Regions from separate parts of the Homo sapiens genome. Here region 1 is linked to region 2. The links are chromatin contacts, found by Hi-C or POLR2A ChIA-PET in ENCODE. All regions are on one chromosome and are shown on one strand. Each heading gives the region's core, a stretch centred on a gene start or an enhancer-like site at or near the end of the contact. The rest is flanking DNA. Distances are from core to core; before and after follow the strand shown. Region 1 overlaps CCDC122 (coiled-coil domain containing 122). Region 2 overlaps ENOX1 (ecto-NOX disulfide-thiol exchanger 1).

Region 1 (7,847 bases), core at 2,839-5,338, 430 kb after region 2:
TCCAAAATAAAATCCCCAATGCACTTCTGACCAGTCTTTGTAGTGTGACCTAATGTCTAACTCATCTCCCTATTTCCGTTCCTCCCCACTCCCCCAACTAGTCTGTGTATATCAGGCAGAAGAATCTTTTCAAAACATAAATCATATCATGTTATTTCCCTGCTCAACATCCTCCAGTGGTTTCCCATTGCATTAATAAAAAATTTCAAATTCCTGAAAGTGTTTTATAAGCCATATATGCCCTAGTGCCTATCTACTTTGCTATGCTTCTCATCTACTACTCTCCCTTTTTCCAGTCTCCTTTGTGTTGATTAAATATGTATAGTTCCTTCCGACCTAACGGCTTTTTAAATTATTGTTTGGTCTACTTTAAAATTCTCTACCCCTGGCTATTATCTGTTGGGTCTTTGTCTTTCACAATTCAGTATTATTATTATGTCTCAGAAGAGTCTTCCCTAAATCAAAATATAAATGAACCAACCACTATTCCACTCCTCCTCTAGTTACTCTCTACACATTACCCCATTGTATTTCCTTTGTAATACATCAATCTTTGAATTATCTTTATTTTGTTAATTTATTGCTTGCTTCCCCTGACTAGAAAGTAAGCTCTGTGGCTACAGGAACCATGTCTGTCTTCATTACCACCATCTTCCCACTGCTTAAAACAGTAACTGACACAAAGTAGGTGCTCAATAAATAAATAAATTCATTCAATAAATGAGTGAATGACTGATGCACAACCAATGGTCAGGAAAGGGACATATGCCCTGCTGGTTACATCAGGCTATCTATCAACTCTATTGGTCAATAGAAGAAGTATATTGACCCATACAATTTGGTTATCATCTCTTCTCTTTCTTGGACTAATGTAATTGACTATTAATTTTTCTTATTGGCTTTAGTTTCTTTTGCCTTTAATCCATTTCTGCCCTTACATGAGAATTACGTTATTTTTTTCTTCTCCCTCTCTTCTTTAATCTCCTCTGCCTCTTTTCCTCCCTCTTCCTCTTCATCCTTTTCCCCTTCTTCTCTCTCCTTTTTAAACTTACAGCTTTATCGAAGCAAAATTAATATAAATACATATTCGAACTTTACAATTTGATGAATTTTGACCTTCTTGTGCTCATAAGACCATCACCACAACTAAGATAATAAACGTAGTCATTATTCAAAAAAGTTTTCTCCTGATACTCTGTAAATTCATTCCTCCCTTTCCATCTCTCCATTCCTAGGAAACCACTGATCTGCCTTCCTTCTCTAAAGATTAGTTTGCTTTTCACTAATTTTATATAAATAGAATCATTTAATACATAATTTTAAGTCTTATTTCAATAAGCATAATTATTTCAAGATTCATCCATGTTGTTGTATATATCAATAATTCTTCATTTTTATTGCTAAGTAGTATTCCGTTGTATGGATATACCATATTAGTTTATTAGTTCATCTAACTGATGGGCATTTGGGTTGTTTCCAGTTTTCCAGTGGGCATACACATTTATTTCTCTTGGGTAAATACCTAAAAGTTAAATGGCTAGATTATACAGTAGGGATAGGTTTAACTTTTCAAGAAAGTATAAACTGTTTTCCTAAGTGGTTGTGTCATTTTACAGTCCATCTAACAGGTCTGAGAGTTCCAGGCCTTCCATATCTGCAACAACATTTGTTATGGTCAGTCTTTTTAAACTTAGCCATTCTAGTGGGTTGTGTGTGTGTGTGTGTGTGTGTGTGTGCCTGTGTGTGTGGATATTATAGTGGAAATTTAAGTATACTGTTAGATGTGTTTTCAAATATTCTCTCCTAGTCTGTGACAACCCAAATGGCCAAAGGGCCCCACCAAGAATACCTTAGTTTGTTTTCATAATAGTGTATATTGAAGAGCAAGTTTAAAAATTTTTTTGGATGAAATTCATCAAAATTTTTATGTCATATTAAAGAAATCATTGCCAAGCCCAACATCAATAAGTTTTTCTATGTTTTCTTCCAGATATTTTTTGTTTTAACTCTTAACATTCAGGCCTTTGATTCATTTTGAGTTAATTTTTGTATATGGTTTGAGGTGAAATTTGAGGTTCAGAATTTTTTTTGCATGAAAATATCCAATTGTTCTTCTACCATTTCATGAAAAGATTATCCTTCTCTACTGAATTGCTTTGGTACGTCTTCAAAAATCAATTGATATGTGTGGGGCTATTTCTGGGCACTTTAGTTTGTTCCATGGATCTATATGTCTAGCTATATCATATTATCCTGATTACTATGCCCTATAATAAATATTAAAATCAGGTAGTGTGGTAACATGGAAAGATATTTGGTCTTTGTTCCCAGTTATTGGTACAGAGCTCCTAAAACTCTTGTGTATTAGTCCATTCTGTGTTGCTAAAATAAATTCCTGAGTCTGGGTAATTTATTCAAAAAAGGTTTATTTGGCCCATGATTCTGATGGCTGGAAAGTTCAAGACTGGGCATCTACATCTAGTGAGGGCCTCAGGCTGCTTCTACTCATGGTAGAAGGTGAAGAGGAGCTGGCCTTTGCAGCAGTCACATGGTGGGAAAGAAAGCAAGAGAGGGAGCCGGGAGGCGCCAGGCTCTTTTTAACAACAAGCTCTCAGGGGAACTAATAGAATGAGAACTCCTTTGCTCCCAAAGGAGGGCATTAATCTATTCATGACAGGATCTGCCTCCATGACCCAAACACCTCCCACTGGGCCCCATCTCCAACACTAGGGATTAACTTCCAACATGAGGGTTGGAGGGGACAAACATCCAAACCATAGGACCTTGGGATTTCCTAAGTGACAAGGGTGATAGGATGATCTTTTGTTCGAATGAATTAATTCTTGGTGGGTCTCTACATAGTTTAGGATGGGGGCTGGCTGTCAAAAAGCCCAAGCCTTGATTAGAAGACTGAAACTTTTAGCCCCATTTCCCCAGTCTTCTGGGAGGAAAGAGGGGCTGGAGATTGAGTTAATAATGTGATGAAACCTCCATAGGAAACCTTAAACTATGCGGGGTTGAGAGAGCTTCTGGGTTGGTATAAACATATTGAGGTGCTGGAAGAGTGGAGCGCCCAGAGACAGCATAGAAGCTCCTTGCAGGCCCCCTCCCACATACCTATCCCCACGCATCATCTCTTCCATTTGGCTATTCCTGAGTTGTGTCCTTTATAATAAATGGGTAATAGGTGCTTTCCTGAGTTCTGTGAGTCATTCTAAAAATGCTCAAACCTGGTGAGGGGTGCGGGGAAAGTATGGGAGTAGGTTGTGAGAACCTCTGATTTTATAGCCAGTTGATCAGAAGTATGGGTGGCCTGGGACTTGTGATTGGCACATGAAGCAGGGGCAGTCTTATGGGACTGAGCCCTTTAACTTGTGGGATCTGATGCTAATTCCAGGTAGATACAGTACTCCCTCCTTATCCAAGGGGAATATGTTCCAAGACCTCCGTGGACGTCTGAAACCATGGACAGTACTGAACTCTATATACACTATGTTTTTTTTTCCTATACATATATACCTATGATAAAGTTTAATATATAAATTAGGCACAATAAGAGAATAACAATAACAACAAAATAATTATAACGATATACTATAATAAAAGTTATGTGAATGTGGTCTCTCTCTCCTATCTTATTGTACTGTACTCAACATGCCCAGCTGTTTTGTATTTTTAGTAGAGACAGGGTTTCACCATGTTGGCCAGGCTGGTCTCGAACTCCCGACCTCAAGTTATCCATCTGCCTCGGCCTCCCAAAGTGCTGGGATTAGACGTGAGCCACCACGCCCAGCCAGGAATTTATTTTTTCTTCTTTACAACTTCACAGATGGATGATTTGTCCTTACCATAGATCTTAGCAACTTCAGTGTATGATTTTTTTCTTTCCTTTAAGTTAAGAACTTTCACCTTCTCACTTAAAGTAAGTACTTTACAGCTTCTCTGTGGCATATGTGAATTGCCAGCATCACTACGCTGATACTTTGGGGCCATTAAGTAAAATAAGGTTTAGTTGAACATAAGCACTGTGATACTGCCACAATCAATCTGATAACTGAGACGACTACTAAGTGACTAATGAATGGGTAGCTCATATGGCATAGATGTGCTGGACAAAAGGACGACTCACATCCCAGGCAGGATGGAGCAGGACAATGCGAGATTTCATCATGCTACTCAGAATGACTTGCAATTTTAAATTTACAAATTGTTTATTTCTGTAATCTTCCATTTAATACTTTTAGAATGCAGCTCACTGTGGGTAACTGAAACTGCAAAAACAAAACTGCAAATAAGGGAAAACTGTTGTAGTGTCAGAACTGAATCAAATCATTGGACACCAAGTTGGCATCCAGAGAATCAGAAAATTGGTTGTTAGTGTTAGAAAATGTCCCAGGTAGTATAAGATTTCCAACACTTTTCTTCTTCAAAATTGTTTTGGATATTCTAGGTCCTTTAAATTTCCATATGACTTTTAGAATTAGCCTATGTATTTCTCTCCCAAAAGCCTGCTGAAATTTTGACTGGGACTGCATTTCATGTATAAATAAAATTGAGAGAACTAACATATTAGCAATACTGAGTCTTCTGTTTCATAAAAATGATATACCTCTATATTTAAGTCTTCTTTAATTTTTCTCACCAATGTTTTACAGTGTTCAGCATACTGGTCTTGTAAACCTTTTGTCAAATTTGCCCCTAAGTATTGAATGGTTTCGATGGCATTGTAAGTAGTATTGCTTTTGAAGTTTTAATTTCTGATTTTCTCTTGCCAATGTGCAGAAATACAATATATTTTTGTATATTAATCTTATGCCCTGCAATCTTTCTAAACTCACTTATTAGTTCTAATAGCTTTTTATAGCTTCCTTGGGATTTTCTTTAAAAAAAAATGCCATCTGTGAATAAAAACAGATTTACTTCTTTCTTTCTAAACTGGATGAGTTTTATTTCTTTTTCTTGCATAGCTGTACTGGCCTGAACTACCAGTACCATCCTGAATAGAAGTAAGAGGAGACATCTTTTTCTTTTTCCTGATCTTAGGAGAAAAACATTCATTATTTCACCATTAAGTATGTGGCTGGTTGTAGAATTTATGTAGATGTTCTTCCTTAGACCAAGGAAGTTCCCTTTTATTTCCAGTTAGCTGAGAGTTATCATGAATGGATACTGGATTATAATAAGTGCTTTTTATGTATCTAGAATTCTTTCTAAAATATAAATTTAATATTTGTTTCTTGCTTAAAATCTGTCAAATGCTCATCAACTTTAGAATAAAGTTGAAGTTTCTTATCGTGGTATAAATCTTCCATGATTTTTCAAAACATACTGTAATTTACATTACCATCAAACTATTTATGGTTCTAGGAATGTACCAATGCTATTTCAGGCCTCTGCAAATGTCCTCTGTGAATATCCTCAGGTTCTTTTTATTTTGAATATTATCTTCCTTACTCCCTAACCTTTAAACCTGTCCTAGACACCTAATCATTCAGATGAACTCCAGCTGCCATTTAAAACTCAACTGAAACATCATTTCTTTTGTGATCACTCTTTCTCTAGTGTTAAATCTGTGTTGTGTTCATGCCTCTACCATTGACACTACTACTCTACATGTAATTATTTGTTTACTTCTTTCTCTTCCCAATAGATGGTAAGTAACATAAGAGTGAGGACAATGTTCAGCAAAATGCTTAACACAAAGTAGGCTCTCAATATAAATGGAATAAAGTCTATGAAACTCTTTGAAGACTGAAAAGTTTTACAAAAAATTTCTTTACAAAAATATGACATTATTTTTTGAATTATATTCTACTGTATAGATGTATTCTTTTCTAGAAGTGACTAACATAATACAAGTATTTATAAGAAATCCATATCACCATGATAATACAATTATTGTCATCATATATCTACTGATGCACTTAAAACCAGTGATACTTAAAGCCAATGTCAAATAGGGCCCTACCAGTACCATGTCCACCTGGTCCCCACCAAACACATTAACTCATTTAATCCTCATGAAAAGCTTATGGGCACGTCCTATTGTTATCTCTGTTTTACAACTAAGGAAACAGGAGCACAACAAATTCACGGAACAAAAAGTAGTAAATTTGGCCTTTTGAACTAGGCAGTTCAGCTCCTGAGCCTACTCTTCTCATTTCTATGATATATTTAATAACAATCGTTACAGAGCACAAGATACTGTTTTCATTTTCATTTCTTTAGTCATATTCACATAGTATAGTTATATCTAATTACGTTGCATGCGAAGACCAAGTATGGCTCCCAAATTCCCTGCAGTAGGATTATCAATATATTTAAAAAGGAAAGGAACATAGAGGGAGGCTACTTGAAATGTTCACTGACAGCAAGTAACTCACAATCCATAGCTTTACAAACACTGGCTTAAAACTTAACCTTCCTTCAATTCAGCATTTTAGGAAACACTATCAAATAAGGGAATGTAAAATAATTCTATCTAACATGTTAGGTTTTATATGCTTATCCTACAGTTGCAATGACATTGTTGAATCTTTATATGTTGGGAGTGTAAAATTTTCCATAAAACTGGAATAGCCATGTAAACCTTACTTAGGGAGAACAGAATAATTGACAGAGAATAACTTTAAAAGTGACTCCCAATAATAAGTATTTTTAATAATCTCCTGGTCATTTACTTTTGAAGAAAGTAAAGACATTTAAAAGACTATATAAAGAAGTTACCTTCAAATTGAACAGAACCTTTTTGTTTTTTTCTATCTCTGATGCTTGTGATTGTTGTTGCTTTGCAACTTTCTCTACAGCATCAGCTAATGAACTTGTGTCTTGGTTATCTACAATTAGACAAAAGAATAAAGTATATAATAAAAATTAAAATACAGCCATTTTAAGAAAGTTATGTTTCTTTACTCAAAATCATGAAATATTTGATACTTTTTCCTTCTAAACTAAATTTAGAATTAGTAATTTTCCCTTGCTGATATAAACAAAACCAAAAGTAAAGGCAACAATAATAGGCAATTCAAAGTTGCCTACTGCAATGTCATACCCGTTCCTCTACGGAACAGTATAAATATTTTGATTGTCCTAATTTTTTTTATCCAGACCACTTGCACATATACTATAATTATAGTGCTACCATAACAACTCTATAGCAATTAGAGTTGATGCATTTTCATTGTAGGTCTGTATTTTCAGGTTGATATGCCTTTGCTAAACACTGTATATGTTTGTCCCAGCTAAATGTAACTGCTTCCATCTATTCTAATTTGCTATCAATTTTAACACAATTATCCTGCCAGACTACTTTTTTGTTGTTGCTGATCTTTTAATTATTTATTTCTTAAGACTGTTTCATTACCTTCTTTAGGAAATCCTTGACTCTTCCTTTCTTTGTTGTCTGACATTTTCTGTGTCTGTAATCTCTTTTCCCCTTTTTGATTTACCTTCTTTACTCCTACTCAATAATCTATATTGATAATCTTTCACTTTTGTTTTTTCCTGTTGTATATTGGTGATCCTGAAAGGTAAATTAATTGTCAAACATGTCACAGGGATGTCAATGACATTTTATCATTAGTGCCAAGAATTAGAATACAATGGTTAAGTGATTTTGGAATGAAAGTAGAACTGCATTTGTATTTTGCTTCTCCTGCTTTTCTGCTGTGGTGACCTTGAGTAAGTTTCTTAACTTCTTTGATCTTCAGCCCCTCATCTTCAAAACTTCATAAGGCTGTTCTAATAATTAAAGTAATATATGTAGCATGCATAGAACAGTACCTGATATACACTGCATAATTATTTTGGGTTAGTATTAATAGTATGTAACTCCAGTACTATGATGA
Region 2 (7,722 bases), core at 4,560-7,059:
TACCTCATCCCCTTTCTGCCAGAACCTTCTTCTGTTCTACTTCTCTTACTTGTACCAAATACACTCTCTCTAACACGAGCTATCTCATCATGTTGGCAGCTAGCTACAAGGAAGAGGCCTGGAATGCAGTTCTCCTTTCTACCTGTCATTGGGAATAGGAGCTACAGAAACTAGGGTTGGTGAGGCGGGTGGGGGGTACTGTGGAGGTGGGTAAAGCCACAAGCTGGATAAACCAGAAAACCCAACTTCTAACTCCTATTCCAAGGGATAGCTGACATTCTAGAGGTGCTGAAAGAGTGAGGATCTATGTCAGTTATCATGTGGGACACTGAAATCAAAGTCCCTCTGCATGCTGATTAGAATCATCACCCATTGTGGCGGCTATTTTTTCATTCTCAGTAGAGACAAACTGAAACCCTGAGAACTGATCTGGGCAAGTCGCTTTCTCTGACTCTCCTAAGAAACGTGCACAGCAGTTTGGCAGCACAATTTGCATACCAGAGGAGAGCTCCTGTCACAAGTACCCTGTGGGCCAGTTTCCTGAGCTTTTCCACTTGATGCTTTCAAGCCTCATCTCACGAGTCATTGGAGAGGCTAACGTATAATGCCTTTTGGAGGAGCTGAAAGGAATAAAACATTACTAGCAAAACGGTCATATATTTTGAGAGTTAAAATCTAGATCCCTTTAGATAGGCCCTCTGAAAGAAATGCTTTCGACTACGATGGCAGCAGCAAAAACTCTGTTAAGGACAGCTTCATGAGCACAACTTCCCAGCCACTATTCCCACCTGAAAAGTACATATTCTGGTCTGCATTTTTTTTTCTACAAGTATTTTGCTTTGATTCATTGTTGATACACATGACAGCAGAATAATAAACTAGGTAGTTTGAGCCTGTGTGTGACTGGGATTCGGCATAAGCATCACAATTTTGGTTTGTAAATTCCTTTGGTTCAGTAGATCAAATGGGGAAAGACTTGTGTAATGTGAAATTCAATGACCAGCAATGGCAGGGATCTTTTGGATATGTAATCTGCTGTTGGAGCCATGCTTGGGGACCAAATAGATGAGCAGGCCATGTTAGGAAGGGCAGCAAGGAAAAGAGAAAACATGAATTAATATTAAAAATGTGATGCAAAATAAAATGGAGGTTATAGTCATATCCTTCCAATTGTATTGAGCTGAAATTGTTTCTGGATTTGGAAGCTCCTTGCTAAGCTAAATTGCAAAAATAAGATTATATGAGGAGAAAAGGTAATTTCCAAAATATAATAAACATAATACAATTACTGCACACTTATATATGAAATCCAGAAAGGTATATTTCTTTCACGCCATGTGATCACAGTTTTGTTACAGTTTTATGTTCTTATTTTATGCTTTCCACTAGTTTTCTTGACTTTGCATATTCTTGATGCAAATCAGTGAATGCATATAAAGTGTAAACAATAGGCTCTCAACATGGAGCCTACCCAAATGATTTAACTGTGTAGCATTGATTATCTTGTCCACTGTGTGAGCAACGTGCACAAAATATGCATTTTGTATGTTACGGAGGTCTTGCTGATGTGGATGAAGAAGTGTGAGAACTAGGATGGAGAAGAAGCTAACTTCAACAGTCTACTCTTTAGTGTCCTCCCTTTACATAAAACAAAACAAACAACTGATCAGCTACTAGTAATCAACAAACTTAAATTTGCTGAGAGGAAGTAGTTAAATAGCAATACCAAGATGTAGAGGTTAGGGAAGGTTGTTTTGCCCCTGCCTATTGACCTACATATACTGAAGCAAAATTGGAAAACTGCAGCATATTTGGTCACAAGGTCTTTCTATTTCCATTCATAATTTCTTTTCTTTATTCCCTCTTTTTTTTTGTTCTTCAGAGAACACCTTTCTTGATATGGGTGTTTTAAAATTCTGATCAGAACTGGCAGTGGGAAAAGAGCTGAGGAAATAACGGAGACTCATACTTATGTGACACATTCACAAACCCTATGAATTTTTAATGAAGGCACAATGTCCACAATTAGATTTGAAATGAGGTTTTCTTTGTAGGCGCTCTTACAGTAAGTGGAGTGCAAGCGAATTTTACTTTATATTCAGTAAATGATACCAAGTGCAAAAAACACTACAATTTAATAGAAAATAAAAACAAATTGTTGATTGTTCATAGCTCCTTTTTCATCTCTTAGATTTACAAAAGTGTAGCAGTTAAAAAAATTGCATTTCGTTTTATTTAAATACCACATGGATGCCAAGGCAACTCAAAGGTATAGAAAGTCATTTTCAGTCATGACCTGAAGCTGTCCTTTTGCATTGTGTGGAGAAGTTTTTGTTTGTTTTAAACTGTAAAAATGACTTCTAAATGTAGATCTTTGGGGAGAAAGATATTAAGCTTCCCTATTTGCAAACTAAGCCATTTCAAATGAACATAAAAAAAAAATCTAATAGTGTAGAAAATAAGGAAATAGAGTGGGCTGATGGCTACTTCGTTTGCATTTTGATTTTAAAGCTTAACTCTTGTCTTCATAGGGCTTAGGTTTTCAGCTTCGCAGAAACAGACACAGTTTCCCATCCTTCTTAGGTGGTTTCCAAAGTCCTTCAGTTTCTGGCTCCTGGTCACCTTGGCAACATCATTTCCTAAAGCTGCTTCTTCTCTTGGAGCTCCCGCAACACAGATGCTTTTACTCTTCCTTGAGCCTAGCAAGTGTGATCTTCTCTTAGTGACTCTGCACTTGTGGTTCCTCCAGGTAACTGCGCAACCACCCTGCTCCCTCACCTGGGCCCTTCTCTGACGAAATGTCATCCCTGACCTCTACCTAAAATAGCAACTGCGTCACCTTCTGTCCTTCTACTAGCCTTATTTTCTTTCTCTCTAGGATTTCTTGGCATCTGAGGTTATATTACATAGTTATTTCTTTGATAAATTAGTCATCCATGAGGGCACACTTATTTTTAACCTTTTAAAAATGTTTTTCTTGGTAAATTGCCATCAGCCAAAACAGTGCCTAGTACTTAGTAGACACACACCCTTCCCTCCCACATACGCAAATTCATTGATTAAATATTATGAGTGGGTGTATATATACATACACACATAAATATGTATAAACACACCGTATTAATCATTACTGTTTGATTTTCTATATTCCTGATGCTTTGACATATGGGTCCTTGCTGACATTGGAGGGATCTCCCCTCCCAGGGCTAGCCAATCCAAGAGAGCAAACGCCTCACCTGGGAGCACACACGTCATAGGCAAACCAACCAATCCAGATCCCAGACCCTCGAACACCTCCTTTACTGGCTCTCAGATGCTGAACCACTATTCCTCTGGCCTAATCACCCCGGAGCCAAGTATAGGCCTTATACCCCAGAGCTTAAATTATTCAAACTAGCCCATCCTACGCCTGTTTATTCCACCTTGCCTTGCCTCCTGTTTTGCAGAAATCACAATAAAGGCGCTCTCACTTCCTCTCCCTTCTGACTGACCCTGGCGCCTCCCTGTGTGGCTCCTCGTTGTGTGGTGTGGCAAGCTTCCTTCTCTTTGGAACTGTGAATAACAAACTATCTTTTCTATGGCAGTCGTCTCCTGATCTGTTGGCCTTACCACACCCTATAATAATAAAAACTGCATTTTCAAATGCAAACAAATAAACACTCAAATAAAATTCACTGTATTTTCAAGGACAATGAAATATAGTAATCGCCAGAAGTTATGATTTTTCTGGACTCATAAGAAATAAAATCAGGCAGGGTACAGTGGCTAACACCTGTAATCCCAGCACTTTGGGAGGCCGAGGCAGGTGGATCAATTTGACGCCAGTTCGAGACCAGCCTGGCCAACATGGTGAAACCCCATCTCTACTAAAAATAGAAAAAAAAATGAGGTGGGCGTGGTGGCGCATGTTTGTAATCCCAGCTCCTTGGGAGGCTGAGGCACGAGAATTGCTTGAGCCTGGGAGGCAGAGGTTGCAGTGAGCTGAGATTGTACCACTGCACTCCAGCCTGGGCAACAGAGTGAGACTCTGTCTCAAAAAATGAATAAATACATAAATAAAAATAGAAAGAAAGAAAATGACTTTGACATTTTAAAGATCTGTGTACAGTTTCAACTCCGTCTCAGCCCTGAGATTCATTTATGAATTGCTTTTGTGGTTATTATTGTTGCTTTCTACTTTCGCCCTTTAAGTTTTTTTGTTTATTTATTTCTTTTTTTTAAGGGGGATTCAGACACTATTACCTCAAAGGAGCAGCGCTGCCTTATTCTTTTTGCTAGATACAAATCGTTAACCCTATTCACCAAACAGCAATTAATTGTCAATAAAACACATCCACACTGTGAACTCTGGTGTCAACGTAGGCTTATCAATTGTAACAACTCTGAGGGGGATGTTGATATGGGGGAGACCATGCATGTCTGAGGTCTGGGGCTATCTCTTAGTCTGTTTAGGGTTGCTATAACAGAATACCCGAGGCCAAGTACTTTATAAAGATTTAGCTCATGGTTCTGCAGGCTGTACAAAAGGCATGGTGCCAACATCTGCTTGGCTTCTGGTGAGGCCGTTTCATGCTGCATCATAGCATGGCAGAGAAAATCAAGGGGGAAGTGAACATGTGTGAAGAGGCAAAACCTCAGGGGCATCCTTTTTATAATAACCCACTCTCATGAGAACATTCCTCAGTGAACTAATCCAGTCTTCCTTGAGCGAGAACTCACTCGCTACTTCAAGAACAACACCAAGCCATTCATGAGGGATCTAATCCCATGACCCAAACACCTCCTATTAGACCCACCTCCCAACACTGTCACACTGGGGATCAAGTTTCAACATGAGTGTTGGTGGGGACAAACTCAAACCATAGCAGATATATGGGAAATTTCTGTACCTTCTGCTCAAAATTGCTGTGAATCTAATAGTGCTCTAAAAGAATTGTCTTAAAAAAATACATACACATATATGTTTATTCTCTTTAAATATAAGAAAATAATAAATCCTATCCATAATTTCCTAAATTATAGTTAGCTCTAAATGTAATAAGAACACATTTCTATGACGTGATGCACTCTGAGTTTTTTCAACACATTTGTTCCTTTTTTATTCCAAAAACTATGGTTCATGTTGTTCCATGGCCAATTTGCCAGATGCTTCAACATTCCCTGCTGGAACGCACCTCAGACAGGGCTAAGTCAGGGCCTTCCAGGGGCATGGCAACCATGAAAACTGATCCTGGGAAACTGACCTTTAATATATTTTCATAGTAAGCTCAGAGGAATGTGCTGGGTGATTACCCATTACTTGTACCTGGTAAGGACACAGGCCTGAAGCTAGAGTCTTTGCACAGTAGAGATGGGCCAGCAAGATATAAAGATGTCCACAGAAGTGGCCAAGGAAACCACTAGAATGCACTGGAGGGAGCCTCAATCCAGTCAGTTGCTAACACTGGCAGTAGGGCCTTCCCTGGGATTTGATAGCCTATGCAGCTGTCTTCATGCAGTTCAGATTCATGCCTCCTTTACTTACCTTACAGAGCTCTTGCCAACATGGTCACCCTGGTGACAACCATGTGCTCTCTAACAGAAATACCTGACCCTGCTCAAGGTATTAGAAACAATAAGAGAATAATTTTTAGGAGACTTGAGAGAGGTCTTAAAACTGTGCTCATATGCTTTTTTTGAAAACATGGTTTTCAAATAAAAGCAAGGGTTGAGACATCCAAGGAGCTAGTCGCTCTCCCTCTAGTCCTTCGGCCTTCCTTTCTGCCTGGTGTTGCACATTGCCTCCCACACGCCAGTGCTCACAGCTGCTCCACTGTGGGTGTGGCTGTTCCTTCTCTTCTCTATGCTTCTCTCTTTTTAGGCTCATATAAAGGCCCACCTCCTCCAAGACACCATGTAAGATCAATTTTCTACAACCACTTGCTCCTCTGAACCCCAGAGTTCCCCAAGGGTGGTATGTCAGAGGATTTAATGTGGGACCCAACACCATTATTTTAATTTTTAATAGCTATATTTGCTTTGAGTCATGTGAAATTGATGTTTCTGTGGATTTAAAAAATGGTCAAATATTGGCAGTTTCATGTAGTTCAACCTAATATGTGTCAGGGAAAAAATATTAAAAGAAAACCAGACATCATTGTTTAGGATGAGGCTAAAATGAGTACTTTATTGAACTGTGTAAAAATGAATAAGTAAATAAACGTTTTGATGGTACAGATACAGCAAAAATTATTAAGCTTGTATCCACTACTGAACCACTGACCAAATGTATTTTGACAATCACTGTTCTACGTGTCCTTTTAACGTGTCTTATTATTGTGTGTGTGTGGTTTTTTTTTTTTTTTTTTTTTTTTTGTATATCTATGTATTTGTGTTTTCTCTTCCATTAGTTTCCTGGATATTTGTACACAAGAGGCAAGGAGAGATTACAAACCTCTTAGCATAATACCCGGCACGCAGAAGACGGACTTGACATAGGGATTTGTCTGGTCACTTATGATGAGATCTTACCAGGAAACACCATTTGTTTTCCTTATGGTCATTCTAAAACTGGAAACTGATGGGCCACGCAATGGAGTATGCCATTCCAGCCAGGAAACCTACAACCTGGAGCAAATGAAAACACAGGACTCCTATGGAGCACTCCACGCTGGGAGCTAACCTCACCACTGGGAAGCATTAAGGGGTAGTGTGGCCTGTTGGTCAGAACATGACCATCTGGACTCATTCTCAGCAGTGTGATTGTACATTACATCCTCCACTTCTCCATTCCAACTGACAATGCCACCAATAGCTGAGAAAGTGGAGGCCATGGGAAGCTGGTACCTACTAGGATATCCTATTGGCTCCTGTCCTCTCTGCCCAGTTACTGACCACGGCACCAAGCTTCAGATTCTGTTTAATACTGTCCTTTACACAATGGTGCCTGGGTCTTTTGAAATGGATAGGGATAATTATGATTCATATGCTTCAAGAAATAAACCACGGTACTCACACAACCTACATATTTCATTTCTATTTTAAAAACACAAAATACTTACATGCTGTTGGTGTTTTGAAAGCTTTTGCCACTTATGCTTTTTTAAATATAATGGTTCAGAAACAAAATTCTGCCTGCTAATCAGTCTTTATTTCCATTCATAAAAAATTATGTCTCCATAATACCTAAGAGGTCAATAACTAGATGTTGAAACAAATAATATTAAAGAAAAATATTTATTGTAGAAGTCTGTGGTTGAGGCAGAAGAAAGGTGTTATTTTCATCTGGGGTATCAAGAAAACACCATGAATGGAGAAGAATATGGTCTGAGTCTCAAAGGATTAAAAAAAAAAAAAAACCAACCTATGTGGGAAGAGAGACAGAGAGAAAGTGCGCAGGCAGCTCAGGCAGGAAATGGTAAACTCAAATGTGTGAAATCGGGAGCGTTGGAGGCTGCTGAAAGGACATAGCTGCCTCTTTACTATTTTACATTTAAGTCAAGTTATTCAGATTATATTGGTCTCTGTATGTATATAATGACAATAGTAGTTTTATTCTCTAAAAAGTTGCTTTGAGAAAAATGTCAAGGGATTTAAATGCATGCTTCCAAAGTACAATGTTTTCCTACATAAAGATGCTGGTTTATCAACTAGAAAACTAAAGTGGGCTTCTTTATAAAAGATAGACTGAAAAGATTAGGAAAGTCTTGACAATATAAACATACATTTACTCACCAACTCATG

What was found. A loop is a pair of places that touch in the nucleus more often than their neighbours do. ChIA-PET counts read pairs that join two places held with the same protein, here RNA polymerase II (POLR2A). Pooled maps may share reads with other maps.
Region 1: a map of ascending aorta shows a loop between it and region 2 (8-fold over the local background). The contact joins two enhancer-like sites. A Hi-C loop is called at or near these places in 1 of 168 maps with a recorded cell type or tissue (ascending aorta) and 2 of 50 pooled maps. POLR2A ChIA-PET finds 5 or more read pairs at or near these places in 1 of 52 experiments (activated CD4-positive, alpha-beta T cell).

Annotation. Positions count from the first base shown.
Region 1 is chr13:43,861,968-43,869,814 of GRCh38, forward strand. It overlaps CCDC122 (coiled-coil domain containing 122), which reads right to left. Exons shown (of 7, transcript NM_144974.5): 3 at 7,364-7,522; 4 at 6,727-6,836. The coding sequence starts at 7,409. Among named protein-coding and RNA genes, the nearest start is that of CCDC122, 14 kb to the right of the region's middle. Within about 2 kb of position 4,089, at least 3 of the 41 ENCODE cell types and tissues checked have a DNase peak (open chromatin) inside an H3K27ac peak, as active enhancers do.
Region 2 is chr13:43,428,609-43,436,330 of GRCh38, forward strand. The region is part of intron 3 of ENOX1 (ecto-NOX disulfide-thiol exchanger 1); the gene reads right to left. Among named protein-coding and RNA genes, the nearest start is that of ENOX1-AS2, 16 kb to the right of the region's middle. Within about 2 kb of position 5,810, at least 3 of the 41 ENCODE cell types and tissues checked have a DNase peak (open chromatin) inside an H3K27ac peak, as active enhancers do.